Linked DNA regions of Homo sapiens: all the other regions are linked to region 1. A link is a loop called in an ENCODE intact Hi-C map of the cell type or tissue named here. Cell type or tissue: CD14-positive monocyte. All regions are shown on one strand. Each heading gives the region's core, and the rest is flanking DNA. Links, peaks and the distances in the headings are about the cores only.

Region 1 (7,987 bases), core at 1,609-6,608:
TTGGCAGCATTCATTTTCTTTGCAGGTTGTTGGGCTGAGGCCCTCTGTTCCTTTCTGGCTGTTGACCAGAGGCTGTCCTCAATTCCTTGCCAGGTGGGCCTCTCCCAGATGGCAACTTGTTTATCAAAGCATGAAAACCAAGAAGGTGATAAAGAAAGTCTGCTAGCAAGACATAAGTCACAATCTTTTGTAATCTATTTATGAAAGTGACATCCCATCATCTTGACCACAATCTATTGATTAGAAACAAGTACAGCTCACCCTCAACAAGAGGAGATAATATCCAGGTGTGAATTGCACAAGGTGAGTACAACAAGGGACCATGTTAGAGGTTGTCTACCACAGTAATCATTAGAGAAATTTAGAAAATGAAGAAAAATTGAAAGTAGGCTTTCAATGTGATAGTCAGTTGCTCACATTTATCTTGCTTCTATTCTTTCCAGTCTTGGCTTCTATGACTAAGTTAAACAGACAAGCAAACAGGACTTAGTTATGCTCTATAAAGTAAATCTTATATTTTTTAAAAAGTTACCATAATGCTGTAGTGATATTTCCATATAATTACAGTGCTTTCTCTTTAGAAACATAATTTTAATAGTTGCATTAAGGTATATCGGGTGGTTTATTATTATTAAATACTCTTTTGTGGCTAGCATATTCTAATTATTTTTCTGTTATAAATGAAGACACTGAGCACCTTTGTAGACTTACCCTTTGTTCTGCAGTTTGGAATTCTCTTATAATGTATCTTCAGAAGTAGTACATGAAAATTAGGATCCTGTTAAAGACACGTGATAAATATTCTGAGCAGTTTCCACCTTTCCTAGTGCTAAAAATAGCATGATGTGGGTGATAGAGGGCCCCTTAGATAGGTCATCAACATAAGGAAGGTCCTTAAAGAAGTTACAGATGATGTCTCAGGAGAAAGTCAGTGTGAACATGATGATGGAGGAAAGGGAAGCAGGAGGTGAGAGGCAAAAATTTGGTCAGGACATGAATTGGCATCAGGAAGTCTGGCTAGATAGAAAGAAGCAACCACTTAACTAATGAAGAGGTAGTGGGTAGAATGCCAAAGCATCAGAGAATGGATGAGAGAATGAAGATAAAGGTATAGAATGAAAAGGATGAGTAGGTTTTCCAGGTAAATACTCAAAGATGGCTATGTCAGATATTTAGCGATTGGTGACACATGTGGGCCCTTGGTCATGGGACTGGTCAGAAGACTAGCTGCTAGTTGAGAACAGGACTAAGCAAGGTTAATTTGATGCTGATTAAACTGTTAAAATAGTGTTCTTTCAATTTCTCCCAATAAAAGAATTGTTCACAACATCTGTAATTTGCATGAGCCTATTGATGGAATTTAAATGGACAGTTGAAGAACGAGAGGTTAGGGTTTGATCCTGATACCTTTAGCAAGGATCATTTTGTGTGATGGGAACCAAGAAACTCTGAGGAGAAAAAGAGAATGCCCAAAGGAGCATGCAAAATCTGGCGAATTAGAAGCAGAGAATTGAGAATTATCTAATTTTTAAAAAATCTAATTTCATTAAGTTCTTGTACAAATTTCTAAGGTTTTTTCATTATCTTACTTTGAGAGGTGAGAATGGAAGGAAAATGCTCACCTGTGTATGTGCACTTTGCACAAAATATTATCGTGAAATTTGTCCCTTAGCAAAAGAAAGGGAAACATCCTACTTACGTGTTTAGGGTTCAGATGGCAAGTGTGTTTTGGCTCAAAATTTATCATGAATCAAAAAATACCTTATATATTGGTCAGCATGAGCTAGCTAAAAGAATAAATTTATTTATAAATATTTTATAAATTTTATTTCTACTAAATGAGCTAAAACCATTGTGACAATAATAATTAGAATCCTACTTCTCTCTGAGCGGATGTTTGGTAGAAGAAATAAAGCACTAAGAAAGGAACCACATATGTCATGTGACAAGATTGGGAGAGAGGAACCACTGAGGAGGCAGCCCTGTTTGGGAGGGAAGGGCAACATAATCAAAGATCTAAGCCCAGCTCATAGACTGAGGCTAAGAATTTGGGATTCTAGCCATGGTGTCTGGATGCTGCTGCACAGAGGCTCAGGGCTACTCTTTCATCTCTTCCCAGGACAGGAAATAGAGGAAACCACATAACTGAGCTCAAGTCCAAGACAGCTCAATAATATCACACACAGAGTTCTCCCATCTATCCCAAGGAGAGAATGCCAATTTGTGAGGGTATCTTCTCTTGGACCTAGAATGAGAGAATAAGGAACAGGTAGTTTCTTCCATTTCTATTTTTGTTCTCCAAACCCAAATAAAGAAACTTGCTTTTATTGTTTGTAGGGGCCTGCTATAAAGACTGCTCAGTTTGGCAGAAGTCTGGTTACAGGAGTGTGTAGTAAAGATGCTTAATGTGGTAGAAGCCTGTGCATGGATGGACCAGGAAGAATTAAATGGGGCTGCTGTAAAACACTCTTCCTAGCCAGAGATCAAGTATATAACAATTCACATGAGGAACTTGCACTTTACGAGAAAGACAAAAGAAACTGCTATTGCAAACAAATCTGCTTAATGTAAGCTTGCTGGATGCTGACAGCAAAAACTAAACCATAGTCATGTTATCATTTAGAAATGTTAATAGGATCACCTAATAAAAGTTTCAATTATAGAGCATTTATTACATAATACTGACAGCACTAAATAGGAAAAGCAATATATAGAATATGGACAAAATGGTATCCAGAGACAAACTCACGTCTTTAATGTTTTTATTTCTAAATATGAATGAGTAAAATATAAACATTAAACTTACAAGCTTAGAAAAAGAACAACTAAGTAATATAAAATAAGCTGTAGAAAAACATATTCACGATAAATGTAGATTTTTTTCTTCCTATGAAGCTGAATTCTTTCTCTCCGAAGTTCCTAATCTCTGTTTTAAGAATCACTGGTATAGATGATATTAAAATGCACATCTCTCAAATATCACCAGATTTGCATATGCAGTCACCTAGAATCATGTAGTCTTGTTTCTAGTGGTCTCCTTTAGGAGAGGTTCTGTGTCATAGTGGTAATTCTAGTGTCTAAGTCAATGCCGGGATGTTCAATAAAATGTTATTAAGTGAACATGTGAATAAATACATTCTTATGCCATATATTTAAAAAAACTGTATGTATCTTAATCCAGTTCATCAAATAAGTGTTTTGTCAAATTTAATCCTTATTAGGATCTCTTCTCATTCTTCATTTTTCAGTACAGAGAATTCTCAAAATCTAAATGATAAAAGCATAGCTATCATGGATTAAAAACAATTCCATTGTACTTTTTCTTACAGCTAACCTTGACTAATTCTCACATGTATTTCAGAAATATGAATAATGTCTTCATGCAATTCATGTAAGGCACAGAAAATAGGTATCATTATTTCTGTTTTAATGACAGATTTTGAGGTTAGGATGACTCATGAACAGCTGAGCAGCCAGTCAGTAGGAGAAACCAAAATAGAACGGAAACGCCTCCATTTCCACCCCCACGCTCAAACCTCGAGTGCACCCTCCCTGGGGAGATTGAAGCGTGATGTGCCTGTGAGTGAACAGGGAAGCGCTTCCTGCAAGTTACTAAGCTGCAAAGGCTCAGCGCTCTGAGCTATCCTTGGTGGTGATCAGTGAGAACCACCCACTCTCAATCCAGCTGATAAAAATGGAAGGGAAGGAGAACTTAGAAAAGCAGGTCCCTTAAATGCTGAGCTCCTCTTATTCTGAGGAAGATATTTCATTTACCTTTAACTGAGTAATCTTCAGAAATTACCTGAACTAAAATATTTTTTCATCCCAGTGAATGTAACCTTAAAATGCAAGCTACCTTGTTAGATGGGCACAGCCCAGCCTGTTTTACTCCCTGGGGAGGGAAAATATTTTCTTAAGCATGTTTCTCTGATTCTTTTAGGCACACAAAATTAGTGAGGCATGCTTTTATAGAAGCCTCTATAACTAAATTACTTTTGTAAAATAATCAACAATAGGATATAGCAGGTGTCAGTCTTTGGCCTGCAAACAAATTATTGTTGGAATTCTTAAGGAGCTTAAGAATATCCTTAGAATACTTGAGGAGCTTAAAGGTAATTTTTTAAAATGTGTTTTAAAAGTATTAACTATCATCCTGTATCCACAAGCATAATGGCCTTAAGTGGAGGAATTAAGAATTGCATCTGAAACATGTTTGATAAAGTTAAGATGTACTTTTGCCTCCACCATCCAATTCAAATAATAATGTTGTCCAATGCAAATACTAGTTTCCAGTAACTAGAGTCATTCCTTTCCCTACACCTCTGTAACTGGACGCATGCAAGTCTATCTTACTTACTGAGGCTGCTTTCATAATTCCAGTGGGCTGGGTTCTAAGAGAAATTTTAAAACTGTTTTCCTCCCCATTAAGCCCTTTGCCATGGTTCTATAGCTTACAGCAGCCCACACCTCACAAATATGAGAAAGGGATAGTCATTAAAACTTCTGCTTAATTCACCAAAAAAATTAAAAATAAAATGGTTAGTTACTGCCCACTCCACACTGACAGAGTTATTTAATCACCTACCACATCCTTACACCTCTGATCCTACTTGTTGGATTTTCTCTGCTGCACTATCAGTGCCTGTCTTTCTCCTTATTAGTATTAATTTCACTATTTTGTGAATGCAAACTTCTAGAGTTGTTTTATGGTCCCTAACGTCCACCCATCCTACCTCCTCTTAAAAAACAAACATGAATACAAAGCAGTCAAGCCATCGGATGGAAGGAAAGGAGCTTGGAACTGAGAGAAACACTTTACCAACAGAATGTAAACCAGACACGTTAAACTCACAGTTGGCCATAAAGAACAGCCTGAGTCTGATAGAGGGACGACAGCCAAAACAGAAGGTTCTTGTGGTGAGACGGCTGATATGGTCAGGCTGGAAAAACCTCTCCATTCCTTCCTGTGGGCACCTGAATTCCACAGGCTTGCAGATGGCAAGAATCACTGAATTACAGTTCCTTAGAGTTTTCTGTGTGCTAGTCGGAGACCTTGCACATGGCATTGAGCTCAGCACACGACGATTTCAGTTCCTTGAGCAAACTCAGATAAAATGAGGCGGAAAATGTTTCTAAAATAAGGTTTTCTAGGGAGTGTTAGTAAAATGTGACACTATCCTAGTGTAATCCAACAGGTAGGAGGTTGGATGGCCTCCCAGGCCTTCAACACACTGTATATTTGAATGTGCACAAGAGGAAATGCTCTAAAGACATGCATTTTCTTTTACCTTTTAGACTAATCCAGTGGAAAAACTATATTCGACCCAAGGATCTGTATCCACACAGTTTGACAATAATTTACTTCTTTCTGGAAGCGATGAGCACAGTGTAATTCCTGAGAAATTTTAATAATGATATTTTAATTATAATTAAGTGAAACCTAGCAAAGTTGGCTGTATCTGGAGGAACTCCACTGTGGGAAACAGATTCTTAAGGTAATTTTTTTGTTTTATATTTTATCCTACACAGCCTTACCTAACCTAAAATTTCTCAAGGTTAATTCAGCACCAGGTGGGTACTCTCGTTTTTGTCTATCTAAAGGGGGGAATTTGAGATAATGGTTGACATGTCAAAAAAGTGGCAATGTAAAATGGGGGCTAATCTTCAGAATGAAGTGTTCCCCCAGAAGGTAAAGCTGTCAGTGATCACCTTCTAGAAATTATTATACTGGCATCCATGACCCTTGCTGAGAGGATCTTGATTGAGATTCAGAGTATCCAAGGAACACCTTGAAAATGTGGGTCATACAATGTCATAACATTTGTAAAGGGGTGCATGATCCAAACTTATTAAAACCTAACATCCAGAATCTCTTAAAGTTTTACTTTTCGTTGTGTGATTTCTTTCCTCACCAATTTCTTTTCCAAGGGTGTGCTATTATTTCTCCTACTGTCATTACTTCTCTCATTCAATTCAGCCTACTTCCACAAGCTCTCATTTTGTAGTAATTAATTCATTCAACAAATATCTGCTAAGGGCCTGTTACAGTGTATGTCCTGGTCTAAGTGCTGGAGAAAGGATAGTGAAAAGAAAAGCAGATCCATTGCCTCAAGAAGCTAATGGTCTAGTGAGGGGGGTGTAGTAAAAAACTAGAGGGGGTGTAGTAAAAAACTACGGTGGCTCACACTTGTAATCCCAGCACTTTGGGAGGCCGAGGTGGGCGGATCATGAGTTCAGGAGTTTGAGACTAGCCTAGACAATATGGTAAAACCCCATCTCCACTAAAAATACAAAAATTAGCTGGGCATGGTGGCGTGCGCCTGTAATCCCAGCTACTCAAGAGACTGAGGCAGAAGAATCGCCTGAACCCGGGAGGTGGAGGTTGCAGTGAGCTGAGATCACACCACTGCACTCCAGCCTGGATGACAGAGCAAGATTCCATCTCAAAAGACAAACAAACAAACAAACAAAAACTAGAAGACACCTGCCTGGGCTATGCAGCAAGACCTCGTCTATACTCAAACTAAAAAAGATAAACCAGGCATAGCGGAGAGTGCCAGTAGCCCCAGCTACTCAGGAGGCTGAGGTGGGAGGATTGCTTGAGCTCAAAGTTCAAGTTCAAGCACTGAGCTACAATTGCACCACTGCACTCCAGCCTGGGTGACAGAGCAAGATCCTGTTTCAGAAAAAGAAAAAAAGCAACAACAACAAAACTAGAAAATAAGTAAATAAGATAATAGTGTATTTGAAGGAAAGAACAATGACCAATGTGGCTGGAACAAAACAGGTGATGGGAAAGCATCCCAGATGAGACTAGAGACTAGTGGGGAGGTCAGATCTTCTAGAATGTCATAGGCCATGTCATACACTCTGAAAAAGAGTTCCAATGTTTGGGTGTTTTTTTTTTTTTTTTTTTTTTGGTTTTTTTCCCAAAGTCCACTGAGAACAATTAAAGTGTTCTAACCTATGATATGATCTAATTTGCAATTTTAGAAGATTGTCCTGTTTTCTATGTGGAAATAGGCAGAAGGAAGGGTCACTAGAGAGGGCAAAGAAATCAGTGTGGCTGCCACTGGAGGAATGGAGGATGATGGGTCTGTGATGAGGACAATGACAGTAAAGATAAAATGAGTTCAGTGGATTCTGGGTATGCTGCTTAAGTAGGACTGAAGAGCCTGCTTATGGTTTAGACATGAGGCATAATAGCAAGGTAAGTAACCAGGATTTTATCTTGAGCATTAGCTTCATCAGCTGCCAAAACAAATAAAATAGACTGCAGGGCTTAAACAACAGAAATTATTCCTCACAGTCTGGAGGCTGAGAAGTCCACGATCAAGGTGCCAGCCAATTCATTTCCTGGAGAGGACCCCCTTTCTGGTTTACACATGACTGCCTTCTTGCTGTGTCCTCACATGATGGATAGAGAAATCATCTCTTATGTCCCTTCTTATAAGGACACTAATCTCATGAGGGCTCTACCCCATGACCTAATTACCTCCAAAAGTTCTGCATACAAACAGCATCTACTGGGAATAATGGCTTCAATATATAAATTTGGGGGGAGGCACAAATATTCAGGCCATAGCAAGAACTTAGAGGATGGTGATGCCATTTTCTGAAATGAAGGATACATGGAACAAACAGCTTTTAAGGGATAGAGGAAAAGACAGAACTACTAATTCTCTTACATTTGAGATGCTACCACAGATGCTAAGCATTGAAACCAGAGTTCCAGTCTGGTAAATCATCAGCTTTTAGGTGGTCTTCAAGTCCATGGGCCTTAGTGCTGTCACTGGTGGAGAGGACCAGGGGCAGAATGCTGAGAGGTCAAATAGATGAGGATAAAGGGCCAACATACTTTCTAGAGACGTAAGTTGCTTTGTATATTGCGGTAAATGATGACTATGTACCAGACAGTTAAATACACATGTTCTTGCCGTTGAGAAACTTGCTATCCCATGATGGAAATAGAAGCATAAATATACAG
Region 2 (7,987 bases), core at 1,291-6,290, 400 kb before region 1:
ACCGACAGAGCAAAGATGATGTGTTCCTTCCTCCCAGACTGCATCCCAGGGACTTCACCAGCACAGAAATAATTTTACCTTCCAAGAGGCAGAGAACACTCAAGAGAGGAACTGGGGAAAATTGGAGAAATCAGATTCTTCCTCTACCCTAATTTTATCTCTTTTTCAGTCCCCTCTCTCTTTAATTTTGCTTATATTAACTTCAGCTTGGGGTTAGGAATTTGTCATTTCCAACCTACAAGAAACCAGATAACCAAATTTCAGATCGTTTTTTGTAACAGTCTGCAGTCAGAAGGCACTGCTTAACAAAGCATATTTTTTCTCCTCTCAACTTCCAGAAGGTATAATTTCAAATGAAGCCTATCTCTTCATCAAGGGACAAGAGTGAACATTAAAAGAAGGCTTCAACATACTTTAGCATTATGACATTTCTTATATGATGCTTATTTCAGAGTTCAAGGGGCCACAGGTTAGTAAACTCCCCTATAACTACGAATGAGGAAGGCCAACTCTCCAGCACAAGACAGAGCAATTCTCTTCACTACCTACTCTCTCCTTGGTTTCACATTTTTACTTACAACACCCTCTTTTCCATTACTGAATTCAGTATCAGTGTAGTTTAGAGAGATTCATATGTTGCAATAAGAAAAGTGAAAGTCTGTTTTTTGTTTGTTTGTTTATCTCATGCATTTGAAAAAAGTCCAAAGACGATATAGGCTTTAGTTAATTTTCAATAGGGGCTCCTTTTCTCTGGCTCTCTTTTAGGTTTGCTCATCTCTGTACATGAAACTTAAGCCCAGCTGACTCCTCTTATAGTAGCAAAAAATAGGCAGGCTTCATGTCCTCAAACCACAGAGAACTTGAATTTTCACAATATTTTCTGGAATTCAGCTGGATCTGTGATTCTCATACATCTACTACTGAACCAGTTACTAGGTCATGCCGATAATTTGAGCTGAATGGCCAAGCCTCAGCAAGTCTTCAGAATTGAATTCACACATCCAAAAGCCACATGGATTCTCAAAATCAGAAATCAGAAGCTGTGGGAAGTTATAACAAAGCAATAAATTTGGGTAAAAATTAAGTAAAGCCACCATAATATTCAAAAAGGAGAAATTGAAGACATAGTAAAGCAGGAATTATTTTTAAAAAGGAAGACCCTGTAATTGAAAAGAAATAAATTAGTAGTAAAGAAAGATTATGTAGCAGAAGGATACACTATATTACAATATATTAATTTACTCATTCATTAACAATCTAGACAATATTTTACATTAATCTTCACCTGCCTATGTCTCCAAAGTCAACCTGCTCTGCTTAGAAATAGACTTCTCTCAGATTTTGTTTTAATGAAAATTTTACTAATATAGTTGTAAGTTCACATACAGTTGTTTAAAAAAAGATAATACAGAGATCTGCATGTAAGCTTTACCCAGTTTCCCCTAATCATAATATTTTTTTTTGGTAACCCTATAGAAGAATATAGCAACCAGAATACTGACATAGATATAATCACCATTTTTTTCAGATTTTGCAACTAGCTAAAAGACAATGAAATTGATAAATTCTAAACACAACTTAGAAAGGGAAAGCACAATGTTAAGTGGAGAAATTTTTGTCTGATAGCATCTATGGCTTTTGAAGAAAAATGGCCATCTTCAGATAGTGAAATATAAGAGGAAAATATTTGGAGAAAGAGGATTGTGGTAAATAAGACTGAGAAATATCAGGATTATTCAAAACAATACTTGCATATGTAGTATCCCACATCCAGACACTAATGACCTTTTATTTGCAGTTTGTACGTCTGTTGTGCTTTTCTAGGAACTAACTTGAGAGCATATGATTATATAAAAGCAATGTGACAGCATTTTGGAGTAAGCTGGCTTTAAATCAAGGTGATCAGAACAGAAATTATTTCCAAATTTCCATTATTTGTTAGTTACTTATAGTTACTTTGCCTTAGTTAAAATATGTTTAACAATCTATAACAATTTTATTAAAATTAACTTTTATTTTAGCATCAAAAGAAGAACAAAGAACAAAAAACTAAAATTCTACTATGAATCAAGTTTGGCAAAACGATTCTTTAGAGAAAAAAAAAAGTGACAACTGCAGGGTGCGGTGTCTCATGCTTATAACCCCAGCGCTTTGGGAGGCTGAGGTGGGAAGTTCACCTGAAGTCAGGAGTTTGAGACCAGCCTGGCCAACATGGCGAAACCTCATCTTTATTAAAAATACAAAAGTTAGCTGGCCGTGGTGGCACGTGCCTATAGTCACAGCTACTTGGGAGGCTGAGGCAGGAGAATCACTTGAACCCAGGAGGCGGAGATTGCAGTGAGTCGAGATCGTGCCACTGCACTCCAGCCTGAGCAACAGAGTGAGACTCCAAAAAAAAAAAAAAAAAAAAAAGTGACAACCAACAAGTACCATTTTTTCATCCACTGTAGTAGTAAATACTGCAGAAAGTTTCATGTTGTTTCCTCAAAGCACCTGTAATGCACTACATATTCTAGGCCTTCGATAGAATATACAGAATATATATATATATATATATATATAAAATAGAATATATAGAATGATTTGGATAGAAATTATAGAAAACTTTCATCTTTGGTTTAACACTATACCAAATAGATATTGTAAATGCAGAATGACTCCATGAATTCAACTGAAATCACTGCTTACAGTGATTCATTCAGGTACTTTGAAGAAGCAATATAAAATTTTTTTCTATAAAATATGAAACTAATTTTTAACAAAGTATTATCTCTACATGGAAGGTAGAACAAAAGAACTTATAACTTATCAAGTTGTACACTCTCCAAATTTCATATTTTTATATTTCTAAATTAATTTTATTCACTCAAATACTTTTATTATTTTTAACTTTTACAGAAAAAGTCTTGCTCTGTCATCCAAGCTAGAGTGCAGTGGCCCAATCATGGCTTACTGCAGCCTAGAACTCCTGGGCTCAAACAATCCTCCCACCTCAGCCTCCTGAGTAGCTGGGACTACAGTCATGCACCATTACACCCAGGTAGTTGTTTAAAAATTTTTTTGTAGAGACAATCTCTGTTGCCCAGGCTGGTCTTGAACTCCCGGCCTCAAGCAATCCTCCTGCCTCAGCCTCTCAAAGTGTTGGGATTATAGGTGTGAGCCTGACAAAAAAGTTTTATTGAGACCTATTAGGTGACTTGCACTGACCTAAATTCTGGGAATCTATTGACAAAAAAAAAAAAAGATACAGTCCCCTTCACCTCATAAGCTTTCATTATGTATAGAGGAAAAAAGCAAAAATTGGGGGGGAAAAAACTTTCTTCCAAACTTTCTTAAACTTAAAGCAATATTTGAGTAAAACTTCATATCTCATGACTAGGATATACTCTTCTATTAATATCATGTAATCATTTTTATCTTAGTCTCACTCAGATACCAACTGGGTTCACAAAGCTCTTTAAGGGACATGTCACTGTTTCAAACCTCATTCTGTAGGATTTCTGGGATTTTCAGGAAGCCTTAGAACACTGTAAGCAGTGATTTCAGTTGAATTTGTGGAGTCATTCTGCACTTACAGTATCTATTTGGTATAGTGTTGAACCAAAGATGAAAGTCTTCTCCTATGATTTCTATCCAAAAATCATTTAGGAATGTAGAAGATTTAACTGAAGATGGGGAAGACACAGAGCAAACTTCACATTTAAGCAAAGCATCTATGCGAGCTAAATGCTGCATCCACTTATTTTAAAAGTCCTTTGGTGACCCTAATAGCTGTGATTTTTTTTTCCCTGTGAACCATTTTATCCAATTTTAAACTCCACCTTACGCCTCCTCTCTGGCCTTTCCTTCCTCATTCCATTCTCTTCTTTGTCCACCCCTTCTGTATAATCCCCATGTTGTTTACTCTTTAGCCTGTTTTCGAAATTTGACCTACTTTTGCATAATTCAAACAAACCTAATTCAATATTATCCTTGCTCCCTAAACTATGGCATCAAACAGCCAATTTCCTCCTCCATTATTACATGAGGAGATACTTATTACAGTTCTGTAATAAATATTAAAATAGTTATTTCAGCATACTTCTGGGTGAAACAAGTAAAACTACATGTTAATATTACTACAGAGAGACAAAGTGACAGAGGCAATGGAAAGAGGAAATTACCCTCTAGACAAGACATTTAAAAATAGACACATGAAAGACATCAGATGATGGTGAAATAAGGTCACATTTGCCCTATCATAACCCCTGTCACTCCACTGTTTTATGGGCATTGTGTCCATTAAGTGAGATGTGAGGATAGGAAGGCATCAGTCATACTGGCTGGCAGCTCCTCAGATGTAGGAGGTGAAGAAATTACAGCACAATCTCAGAGAAAACAGGAAGAGGTGAGAGTAAGACTACTAAGTTAGGGTTCGGTGTGGTTGCAAACAACAGAAAACACAACAAACAATGACTAAAGGATGGGGTGATATCCTTCAAATAAGAATCATCCTGCTGCTCTAGAAGAGCATGCTTCTACGTTACTTTACCATTTTCTAGCACATGAGGCATCCTCAGGTACACAAGAAGACTACTAAACTTCTGTGCATCCCAAAAAAGAAAAAAGTTTGCAAGGTGATGGTAAAATCTTCTTCTTTACCTGGCTTTGCCTTTTTACCTGGCAAGGGAAGGAGGGCAGTGCTCCCTGATAATTTTTTTATCAAAATCTCAGCTCAGAAATTTGTCAGATGGTCAGTCTGACTTACAAGAGGTGTAATCTCTAGTGTTTTTCCCCCTCATTAAAATTTGTAAAGAAGTCAAGGGAGAAGGAGTTTGGAATGGAAATTGAGAGTCGACCTACAATATCAGTTACAACTAGGGTGAAGATGAATAAGAATTCCTCACTGCTTCTAAGATCCTAGAAAAAACAAGCACAGAGAAATGTTAAGAGGCTCATAAGAAAGGCAAATCCACCTCAAAGATTCACATGATTATTCAGGATATCACTGATAATATTAAAATATCAGTAATATCAACTGAAATGAGAGATTTTTCCCACTGAAATTATTTGAAAAGCTCCCAATATTTATATGTTATCTACCCAATTATTGATAAATATGTACGTGTGTGTATTGGTGTTTGTATGTGTGTGTGTATGAAAAGAGAGAAGGAGGAGAAAAAGAAGAAAGGAGGAGGAGGAAGAAAAGAGGAAGAGAAGGGGGAGGAAGAAGTTATCACTCCAAGGTAGAATTTTTTTTTTAACTTAGTGACAAGAGAAACCTGGACTGTATTTTAAATATTTTCAAAAGTATTACGAAATAAGAACATGAAACTGGGCTGTATTCCATATAAAAAGTTAATCTGGGTAACATGAAAGAATTAATGGATAATGATTTTACATAAATAAGCACATTGGCTCTCACCTACAGCAGACTTGATCACACATTTTTTGGTTAAGTAACTTCATTTAAAAAAATAAGACAAAAGCAAGCATAAGCCAACTAAAATTAGTAGATGGAAGGAAGTAGTAAAGATCAGAGCAGAAATAGATGAAATAGAGATGCAAAGGCAATATAAAAGATTGATAAAATGAAAAGTTTTTTGAAAAGAAATAAAATTGATAAACCACTAGCTAGACTAATAAAAAAGGGATGAGAGAGAAAAGAAGACCCAAATAAACAAAATTGGGAAAGAAAAAGAAAATGTTATAACTGATACCACAAAAATACAAAAGATCAGAGACAAAAACAACTATATACTTGAAAAACTGGAAAATCCAAAGGAAATGTGTAAATTTTTGGACACATACAACCTACCAAGATTGATTCAGAAAGAAATAGAAAGCATGAACAGACCAATAATGAGCAATGAGATTGAATCAGCAATAGAAATTTCCTAACAAAGAATAGCCCAGTCCAGTTTACACACTGCCAAATTCTACTAAACTTACAAAGAAGAACTAACACCAATTATCTTCAAACTATTTCAAAAGATTGAAGCAGAAGGAATTCTTTCTAACTCATTCTATGATGACAGCATTACTTCAAAACCAAAACTTGACAAGGATGCAAAAGAAGAAAGTTACAGGTCAATGTCACTGAGGAACATAGATCCAAAAATCCTTACAATACTAGCAAATCCAATCCAATGGTGCATCAAAAAGATAACACACCATGGTCAAGTGGGATTTATCTCAGGGATGTAGAGATGGTTCAGTATACACAAATCAATAAATGTGATACATCATATCAACAGAATGAAGAACAAAAATCATATGATCATCTCAATACACACAGAAGAAACATTTGATAAAATTCAACCACCCTTCATAAAAATTCTCAACAGGCTAGGCATAGAAGGAAAACATGTCCACATAATAAAGGCTATATATGACTAATGTAATGTTATCATAATACTGAACAGGGAAATGTTGAAAGCCTTTCTTCTAAGAGCTGGAACACAACAAAGCTGCCCAATTTTACCAGATCTGTTCAACATAGTACTGAAAGTCCTAGCCAGAACAATAGGCAAGACAAATACATAAAAAGCATACAAATTGGAAAAGAGGAAGTAAAATTGTCCCCCTTTGCAGATGATGTAATCTTCTATCTAGAGAAACCTAGAGACTCCACCTAAAGACTCTAAGATCTGAAAGCTAAATTCAGTAAAGTTGTAGGATACAAAATCAACATACAAAATGCAGTAGCATTTTCTATACACCAATAATGAACTAAGAAAGAAACCAAGAAGGCAATCTCATTTACAGTAGCTACAAATAAAGTAAAATACTAGGAATAAATTTCACTAAAGTGAAAGACCACTAAAAAGAAAACTACAAAACACTGATGAAAGAAATTGAAGAGGACACAAACAAATGGAAAGATATTCTATGCTTATGGATCAGAATACTGTTACAATTATCATATTGCTCAAAGCAATCTACAGATTCAATTTAATCGTTATCAAAATATTAATGTCATTTTTCACAGAAATAGAAAAAACTATCCTAAAATTCATATGGAACCAACAAAGACCCCAAATACCCAAAGCAATCCTAAGCAAAAAGAACAAAACTGGAGGCATCATACTGCCTTACTTCAAAATATATTAGAAAGCTATAGTAATCAAAACACCAGGGTACCAGCACAAAAACAGACACATGGACCAATGCAACAGAATAGAGAATCCAGAAATAAATCCACATATTTACAGACAATTGATTTTGACAAAGGTCTCAAGAACATACATTGGAGAAAGGATATTCTTGTCCAGAAATGATGCTGCGAAAATTGGATATTTGTAGGCAGAGGAAAGAAACTGGACCCCTATCTCTTTCCACATACAAAAATCAGCCCAAAATAGGTTAAAGACTTAAATGTAAGACCTGAAACTATATAACTACCAGAAGGAAGCTTAGGGAAAACACTTTAAGAATTAGTCTAGGCAAAGGTTTCATGTATATGACTTCAAAAGAACAGGCAACAATAAAAAAATAGACAAATGATACTAAATTAAACTAAAACCTTCCTGCACAGCAAAGAAAACAATGAACACAGTGAAGAGACAACCTGTTGAATAGAGACAAATATTTGTAAACTATTTATCTGAGAAGCCACTAGTGTCTAGAATATACAAGGAACTCAACTCAACAGGAAAACCAACAAATAATCCCAGTAGACAATTCTCAAAAGATGACATACAAACAGCCAACAAGTATATGAAAAAATGCTTAAACTAATGATCAGAGAACTTAAAATCAAAACCACAATGTGACATCATCTCAGCCCAGCTAGGATGGCTATTATCAAAAAAACAAAAAATAACAGATGCTGGTGAGGATGTGAAAAAAAGCGGGGAACTCTTAAACACTTTGGTGGGAATGTAAATTACTATCATTATGGAAAATGGTGTGGAGATTTCTCAAAAAACTAAAAATAGAACTACCACATGATCCAGCAATCCCACTAGTGGGTATTTATCCAAAGGGAAAAAAGTCAATATATCAA
Region 3 (7,987 bases), core at 1,291-6,290, 120 kb before region 1:
TTTCCCCCTTTTTTGTCCCTGGGAGCCAGGGACAGAGCAATAAAGAGCAGACTAAATTCTCAAAGAAGGCTGGTAACTATTGCTCTTCTCTGCTAGTTCTGCTGTGTGGGGTGTGTGTGTGTGTGTGTGTGTGTGTGTGTATATGTGAGTGACAGAGAGAGAGAGTGAGAGAGAAACAGAGACAGACAGAGATAGAGCAAACTGAGGTGAAGGGCTAGGTTTTTCGGTTTTTAATATTTAATCCATTATGAATTGGTATTGTTTTAAATACAATACAAATGAATTTTGTTACTAGAAAAATGAAATAACATGAAAAATAAGAGACTAGAAATATAATATTTGATACCTTCTTATTAGATTTAAAAGACATAATTTACCCAGTAAGTTTACTATAAAAATTTCTAAATGCTCTGGGTTTCTGTATTTACTTTATTTCTATATAAACAGTGAAAATCAGTTCCCACATTGGCATCAAGATGCAGGCAATGCTTTGTATTGTGTAGTTCTCAGCAGCAGCACAAACCATATTCAGCTTACACATGGTTTGCCTTCAGATTACAGTCATACCCACACCCCACCCCAAACCAATTAAATTAGAATCTTTAGGAATGGGGTCTAAATCTGGTTGTTGTTTGTTAGTTTGTTTTTATCAAATCTCCAGCTGATTCTAATGTGCCATCTTATAAGGACATGCTGTCATGACAGGAGGTCTGGAAAATGCCCCTTGCAGGCTCCTGATGTAAGTAAGCCCTCCAATGATGCCTCCAATGATTGGAGATGAATTTCGTTTTTTTTGAGACTGAGTCTGTCTCTGTCACCCAGGCTGGAGTATGGTGGCGTGATCTCAGCTCATGGCAACCTCCACCTCCCAGGTTCAAGCGATTCTTGTGCCTCAGCCTCCCAAGTAGCTGGGATTACAGGTGTCCGCCATCACGCCTGGCTAAGTTTTGTATTTTCAGTAGAGGCAGGGTTTCATCATGTTGGCCAAGCTGGTGTCAAACTCCTGACCTCAAGTGATCTGCCTGCTTTGGCCTCCCAGAGTGCTGGGATTACAGGTGTGAGCCACTGCGCCTACCTGGAGATGAATTTTCTTTAGTGAAGCAGGACCTGCGTGCTCCTGCTGTTTCTTAGATTCTCACTAAATCCATGGCCCTTTATTCTAGATAAACTTAACACGTGACAGGAAGTAGATATTAGGGTACTATTTGATTGCTGGGGTGAGTAGAGAGGTAGGGTATAAAAATGATGACCTTTTTAAATACTACTCATTATAGTTGTCAGGATCATTTACTTTTAGGAAATAGCAAACACATTTGAATCCCATTTTATTTAAAGTCAAACCAAAATGATGTCTAATTCCCATAATTAAAAATATTCTTTCGTTCACTCAACAAAAGCAGTAGCATAGGCACTAGAGATGCATTGGGCTGTTAGACGGTGCTGCTACCCTTGCAGGCTTAATGATCACTTTTAATTTTAGAGACAGGAGTGTTAATAACTTTGTTTTTAAGAAGTAATTCAATGTGAATTTGACCGATTAATTTTACTCAGACTCAGAGGGATTAGCAGATGCTAATGAGTCAAGACCATACAAGGATTGACTAAGTCCATTGAAAGACCAGGGTTTAACTTGTCCAGTACTAATCGCCCCTAGGCTTTCCTCCTGCAAAGCTACGTGAAAGCAGCCACAGTTGAGTAATTCAGGTCATGAACCTCGAAGTGGCCAAAAAGGTCACCTGCCTACCACAGCATGTAAGCTGTGATCTCAAGATCACTGATTATGCCAGGGGAGGGGCTGGTGCTACTCCAGCCATGAATGCTGCAGTACAAACCATGCCACTGACCTGCCATATTATATATCTGCAGCCATACAGTTTGGACCCCAGAATATTTCCTTCCCTAATGGTAAGTGCTTGGCTGATGGACCAGGGTTGGAGCTAAGATTTCGTCCATCATGTGGCTATGAGATCCCAGCCCCTGATTGTGCCAGAGGAGGGGCTGGTATTTCCCAGTCACTCAGTTTAAAGGTCTGAGGCTCTTCCTCTGGAGACTAGACTTTTGGGAGTCTCTGTGTACTGCCCTAGGATGTGACAGGTCACAAGAGAAGGGCACGCCTGCTTTTGCTCCTATCTTTGAGAATTTTTTGAAAATATAAATCTTATTCTGACAGCCTTGGCAGTGTGCTACCTGACTATTTGCTAGGTTTCTATGACATCTACCAACAGCAGGAAGCATAATGAGAGTATGCCTTGTGGACTAACTTTGCCAGAGAAACTAAGACCTTAGGAGATGTCAATCTAGGGGGCACTAGGAAAGGTTAGGGAGAATCCCCTTGTATAAGGAGTCCAGGAAAACTCTCCACAGCTAAAATTAGGGCTGTGTAATCTATCCACTTTCTGTTCTATGGAATTAGCAGGTATTACCCAATTCCATAGAAGTATGGCTTGGAGAGTTGCTAGCACATTGTGAGTACTGCCTTCCCTGGCTCATTCTTATGGGGAAAAAAATTATTAAGAAATAACCACATGCCAAAAACTGTAGAAGATAAGCACTAGGGATATGAAGATTAAAATAGAGTCTCTGTTATCAAGTAGCTAAGGCTGGTGAAGGAGACCGCTATGGACTAAACGTTTGTGTTTCCCTGAAATTCATATGCTGAAATCCTAACTCCCGATGTGATGTGATTAGGAGATGGGACCTTTGGGAGGTAATTAGTCATGAAGGTGGGGGATTAGATAAAATCCCTTCAGGAAGGGGATTAGATCTCCAGTAAAAGGAACCCCAGAGACCTCTCTTGTTCTCTTTCCCCAGCATGAGTATAAATGAGACGATGGCAGGCTGAGATCTGAAAAAGGGCCCTCACCAGAGCCTGACCATGCTGGCACCTTGGTCTCAGACTTCCAGCTTCCAGAACTGTGAGAAACAAATTTCTGTTGTTTATAAGCCACCCACTATGGTCTTTATTAGGATGGCCCTGACTAAAAGACCCACAGCTAAAATGCTATAATGCTGTAATGAGTTGTGCATAGAGTGCTCTGGAAGCACAGAGTATGAAATAGCGAACACTATTTGAGAAAAGTCCGGCCAGGTGCAGTGGCTCATGCCTGTAATCCCAGCTCTTTGGGAGGCTGAGGCGGGCGGATCACCTGGGGTCAGGAGTTTGAGACCAGCCTGGCCAACATGGAGAAACCCTGTCTCTACTAAAAATCCAAAAAAATTAGCTGGGCGTGGTGGTGGGTACCTGTAATCCCAGCCACTCAGGAGGCTGAGGCAGGAGAATCGCTTGAACCCAGGAGGTGGAGGTTGTAGTGAGATGAGATCATGCCGTTGTACTCCAGACTGGGTGACAAGAGCAGAGCTCCATCTAAAAAAAAAAAAAAAGAAAAAAAGAAAAGAGAAAAGTCCGAGGGGACTTCACATTCACAGAGGAAATGACATTTGCATGTGCCCAGAAATGTTGGGTTTTAAAAAGAAATCCTACTCTGGCAGTCTTGGTAGTGTGCTATTTGACTGTTTGCTAGGTTTCTATGACATCTACCAACAGCAGGAAGCATAAAGGGGTCATGACTATGGACTAACTTTGCCAGAGAGATCAAGACCTTAGGAGACCAAGGTCTCCTAAGAGAAACCGAGACCTTGTAGAATCCAAGACCTTCTACAACCCATTTGTGGAAACCTCATGCAGGAACCTCCAACCTTCACTCAGTTAAGATACTTCTGTTTCTAGCTGACATATGGAGCTTTTTTTGGAAGATTGGGCTCTACATACATGGTACCCTTGACATTTGCAAAGGAAACATTTTGAGACATCCAGAATCCCTAAATTCACAAAAACTAATTAAGATGTAGAGGCTGAACAGTCAGTCAGGCTTACTCACTGGCTAAGTACTTGCTTCTACACATGAGCCATGTAGCAGCACACATAGATGCATACAAACTCTCAAAGGTTGAAAGTACAAATGCGGTAAGTCTAGCATACTTTACAGACGGATCTTCCTAGGTGTTAGCAGGATCATTCCAGTGCTCCAGAGGGGCAGTGATACTGTGGGCCAGACAGTGAGAGAGTCATGATCTCTGCGAAGATGACCAGGGCAGGGCAGAGGAGCTTGCTGCATCCTTGGTTACTTAGAAGATACAGTACAAGTTACACAAAAGGAGGGTATTGGGGTCAGGCCTCATGTTACAAGACCTAATGGGCCATCATGGGCCAAAATAGATTTATTTCAGCTGGAAAGAATTAATGAATGTGTATCATTTATTGAATGCAGTCATTACGTTCCTGGCACAGTGCTAAGAGCAGCACAAATACATCAACATTCACTTGTCACTAAAAAAGCCCCTGTGAATTAAGCAATGTTACTTCCCTATTTCTGAGATGAGGAAACTGGGCTTGGAGAAGTAAAACAACATACTCAAGGTCATACAAAGTGGGAAGTTATCAAATGGGGTTAAGCCAGGGACATATAGTATCAAAACCCTCTGCTATTGGCTTTTCAACCCTTCTTCCTCTGTTAAAGATAGAGGACTATTGGCAGAGTTTATGCAGAAAGGAGTTGAGTCTTGAGGACTTGTAGTTAGCTGGGAACCTGCTCCTCTTCCAGGGCCTTTGCAAGTCTTACTTGCTGGTGGCCCGGGGAATTCAGGCAGGGGCTCCCATGCCAAACCTTGTCAGGAATCTGGTTTTTGTCTTTCACAGGTTGATGTGGCCCATGACAGGAATTACACGTCAGGGCCAAATATACATTACTAGAAATAGATTACATCAGGAAGCCAGATTTATATAGTTTAAATAGAAGTGAAGAAAACTGGAAGGAAGATACAGCAGTCTAATCTGTGGTTGAATCATGCACCATAATTAAGCCTCCTCATTTCCTACTCTTTCCTTCTGCATTTTGCAAATGTCTCCATCTGTGACTCATCTTTTTTTACAGCAACATCACTCCCTCATATTTCTTTTTCTTGTCTTGCTATTTTCTCCATCAATTCTGTCTCTAACTTTTCTAGGAAGATCCTATTGATTATTAAAATTATCAAAGAATAAGGGGAAAGAGACAATTCTTGAAGAAACATTAGGAATCCATATTATTAAATCAAGTCCCTCAGTAAAGCCAGAAGTTATAATTTGGTAGCTGATGTTAATGAGAACATTATACACATAATTTAGTTTAGCATATTTTATAAGAGCCTAATTTTCAGCTGGAACTTTGCTAGGTGCTGAAAATATCAAAATAAATTAGGCACAACCTTTTTCTTCCCCTAGGAATTAATAGTTTAATGGGTAAGTCCAAGACATAAAAAGATTATTTCAATAAAATGTGGTGTTATGATAGAAGTATATACATGTTATTAAAGGAGCTCCTTATTCAACCCAGGGGCTCCAAGAAAGTTCTTGAATGAAAAGATGAAATCTGAGCTCACTCATTAAAGATGAATTAGTGGGGAGAATGGAGAGGGGTAGGAGAAAGGGTGTTTCAGGTCCAGAGGACCCAGTACATGAGCAAAGGCACAGAGACATGGAACCACCTGGTCTGGTTGAAGAATTTCAAGCAGTGCAATGTTGCTAGAATGCAAAGTTGCAGGTGGTGAGAGGTAGAAGCAAGACCGGGGAAGCAGTCAGGACCACATTATGGGGTGCTTTTATGTCTGTTAGGGAGCATGAACTTCTTTAGGTGATTGAGTGGCCCTGAAGGACTTAAGGAAGAGAATTGACATGATCACATACATGAACATACTAGGTATTTTTGAGTAATCTCTTGGCTGGCAAAAAGAAGGAGAGATTTGAAAGGTGGAAGGCCAGGATCTGGGATGGGATTCCAGAGGAGAAGTGATGGGACCTGCACTGGGCTATCATCATGTGAATGGAGGAGTCATAACCTATCAGGATTTGGTGTAGAAGTTATGGGAGCAATACAAATCTTTCCTGAGGTTCTTGTGAATTGTTGTTTATGAGTAGCAAAGGTTACCATGATAGCGATGCCAAAGCCTGTCTAGGTCTTCCTGTGGTTCATTTTTGCAGACCCAAGTTGAATTCTAGTGCTTTCTTCCTTTGCCTTGGATCCAGGGATTCTACATGCTTTCCTCTCCTTCAGTAACTTCCAGCATTCCCTTGCTCCTTTGGGGGAACTGTGGCATGGGTCTCAGGCTTCTCAGATATCTTCTTGCTTGCTACCAAAAACAAAAACAAAAACAAAAAAAAACACCTTTCCTTCATAGCACTTATGATGATTAGAATTAATTAATAATGCCATCACTGTTTGTTTAATGTCTCCTTCTACTAGTCACTATTATTGGTGGCAAACATCAAACAGCAACTTTGTTAAACTGGAGCATTAAAAGGTATAGGAGAGAGATAGATGAGATTGCCGAGAAATCAAGGAAAGCAACTTTGTTAAACTGGAGCATTAAAAGGTATAGGAGAGAGATAGATGAGATTGCCGAGAAATCAAGGAAGGGAAATTGGCAGAAAGCCCGAGGCTAAGCCGCTGCAAGATAAGCCAGACCACACCAGGGTTCGTGTCTGTTCAGAACCTCACCATTGAGACTGCTGAATTCAGAACTCTTTTAGTACCAGAATTCTTGAAAAGTTTCTATTGCTTCTGAGCTATTGTCATGCACTCTCAAAGCTCAAATTCCTTGAGTAGAGCATGTCTGGTCTTGGGTGCTGGGAGATGGGAAAAGAGTGATTATTTCCCCTTAATTTCCACAGTGGGAAGGTGGGAAGCATGGCTCTCTTCCTCTTCAACTCTTTGGGGCTTCCTGCCAAAAAGTGGAGGGTATTTAAATTCTGAGTTTGTGTCTCTCTATCTCTATATCTTTATCTACATACACTCATGCATATATATTACACACCTGCCATTAATAACAGTGACTAGGCTGGGCACAGTGGCTCATGCCTGTAATCCCAGCACTTTGGGAGGCCAAAGTGAGCAGATGGCTGAAGGCCAGGAGTTTGAGACCATCGTAGCCAACATGCAGAAACCCCGTCTCTACTAAAAATACAAAAATAGCTGGACATGGTGGTGCATGCCTGTAATCCCAGCTACGCGGGGGGCTTGAACCCGGGAGGCGGAGGCTGCAGTGATCTGAGATTGTGCCACTGCACTCCAGCTTGGGTAACACAGTGAGACTGTCTCAAAACAGAAAACAAACAAACAAACAAACAGAAAACCAGTGACTAGTTCCATGAGGGTAGAGAATGTCTCATTTTTGTTCACTGTTGTATCCTCAATGCCAGATGAGTTAACACCAGGCAAGGGCTGATAGTAAGCATTCAGCAAATATTTCTTGAATAAATGGGAGAATCAGTGAATGAATGTACTGTTTTAAAAAAGCATTTTATCTCTAATCACTATAGGATTTTAATAAATCAATATTATTTATAGTTAGAGTTCCTAACCTATAGTTCCTAAGTCCCTTCTGAGATAGTAACTGGAGATGCTCCCACCCTCTGCTTGCTTTATGGAAATTTTAAAGAACCCACTTCTGAACCTCGAATTTTAGCAAAGGTACCATACACCACTTAGTCCATACTTCCCCTTTTCTCTGACTGAAAATGAATCAAAGCAATGCCATCAGTACGCCTAAAGTCAACTGAACTTTTACCTTTCCTTGGATCTCCAGACTTGGCAAGATAGCTCTGGAAGATAGCTCCAGCTCAGGAAGAAGACCCTGCAGCCCATTTCCTTTCAAAAGGCAGAGATGAACATTTTCCCTGGCCGTCTTGAAATGTGAGTTGTCAGTAAGACCTATAGGCGTGGATATCCTACAACTTTAGAGCTATTTGGGATTTGAACCAGTTGTTTTCTCTAATCAGCAACAATATTGAAATTCTAGGAAAATATAATCATGTTTTCAAATAGATGATCTATTTTTGACTTTCTAATTGTTTTAAAGTGTCTGATGGGCCAAGCCATATAACAATGACATATAATTTTTTAAGAACATTACAAACTTAAAAATCATATTATTAAAGACTCACATTGTCATT

The links. A loop is a pair of places that touch in the nucleus more often than their neighbours do. Peaks named below come from ENCODE experiments on the same cell type or tissue, not always from the same donor. Only the 100,000 strongest peaks of a DNase experiment are listed, where the experiment ranks them.
Region 2: a loop joins it to region 1, with 5 times the contacts of the local background. A loop is called at or near these places in 2 of 110 quality-filtered maps.
Region 3: a loop joins it to region 1, with 8 times the contacts of the local background. A loop is called at or near these places in 2 of 110 quality-filtered maps.

The regions. Positions count from the first base shown.
Region 1 is chr13:80,044,542-80,052,528 of GRCh38, reverse strand. No RefSeq gene overlaps it. Among named protein-coding and RNA genes, the nearest start is that of LINC01080, 37 kb to the right of the region's middle. RefSeq lists an enhancer at 3,341-3,590. In CD14-positive monocyte, for the core only: no CTCF peak of the experiment used is centred there; a DNase peak (open chromatin) is centred at 3,518; H3K4me3 peaks cover 465 bases; H3K27ac peaks cover 499 bases.
Region 2 is chr13:80,440,723-80,448,709 of GRCh38, reverse strand. No RefSeq gene overlaps it. Among named protein-coding and RNA genes, the nearest start is that of SPRY2, 100 kb to the right of the region's middle. In CD14-positive monocyte, for the core only: no CTCF peak of the experiment used is centred there; a DNase peak (open chromatin) is centred at 4,269; H3K4me3 peaks cover 619 bases; H3K27ac peaks cover 930 bases; H3K27me3 peaks cover 283 bases.
Region 3 is chr13:80,165,040-80,173,026 of GRCh38, reverse strand. It overlaps LOC105370275 (a long non-coding RNA gene), which reads left to right and starts at 6,633. Exons shown (of 3, transcript XR_942116.3): 1 at 6,633-6,713; 2 at 7,621-7,727. In CD14-positive monocyte, for the core only: no CTCF peak of the experiment used is centred there; DNase peaks (open chromatin) are centred at 4,376 and 4,876; H3K4me3 peaks cover 2,157 bases; H3K27ac peaks cover 1,941 bases.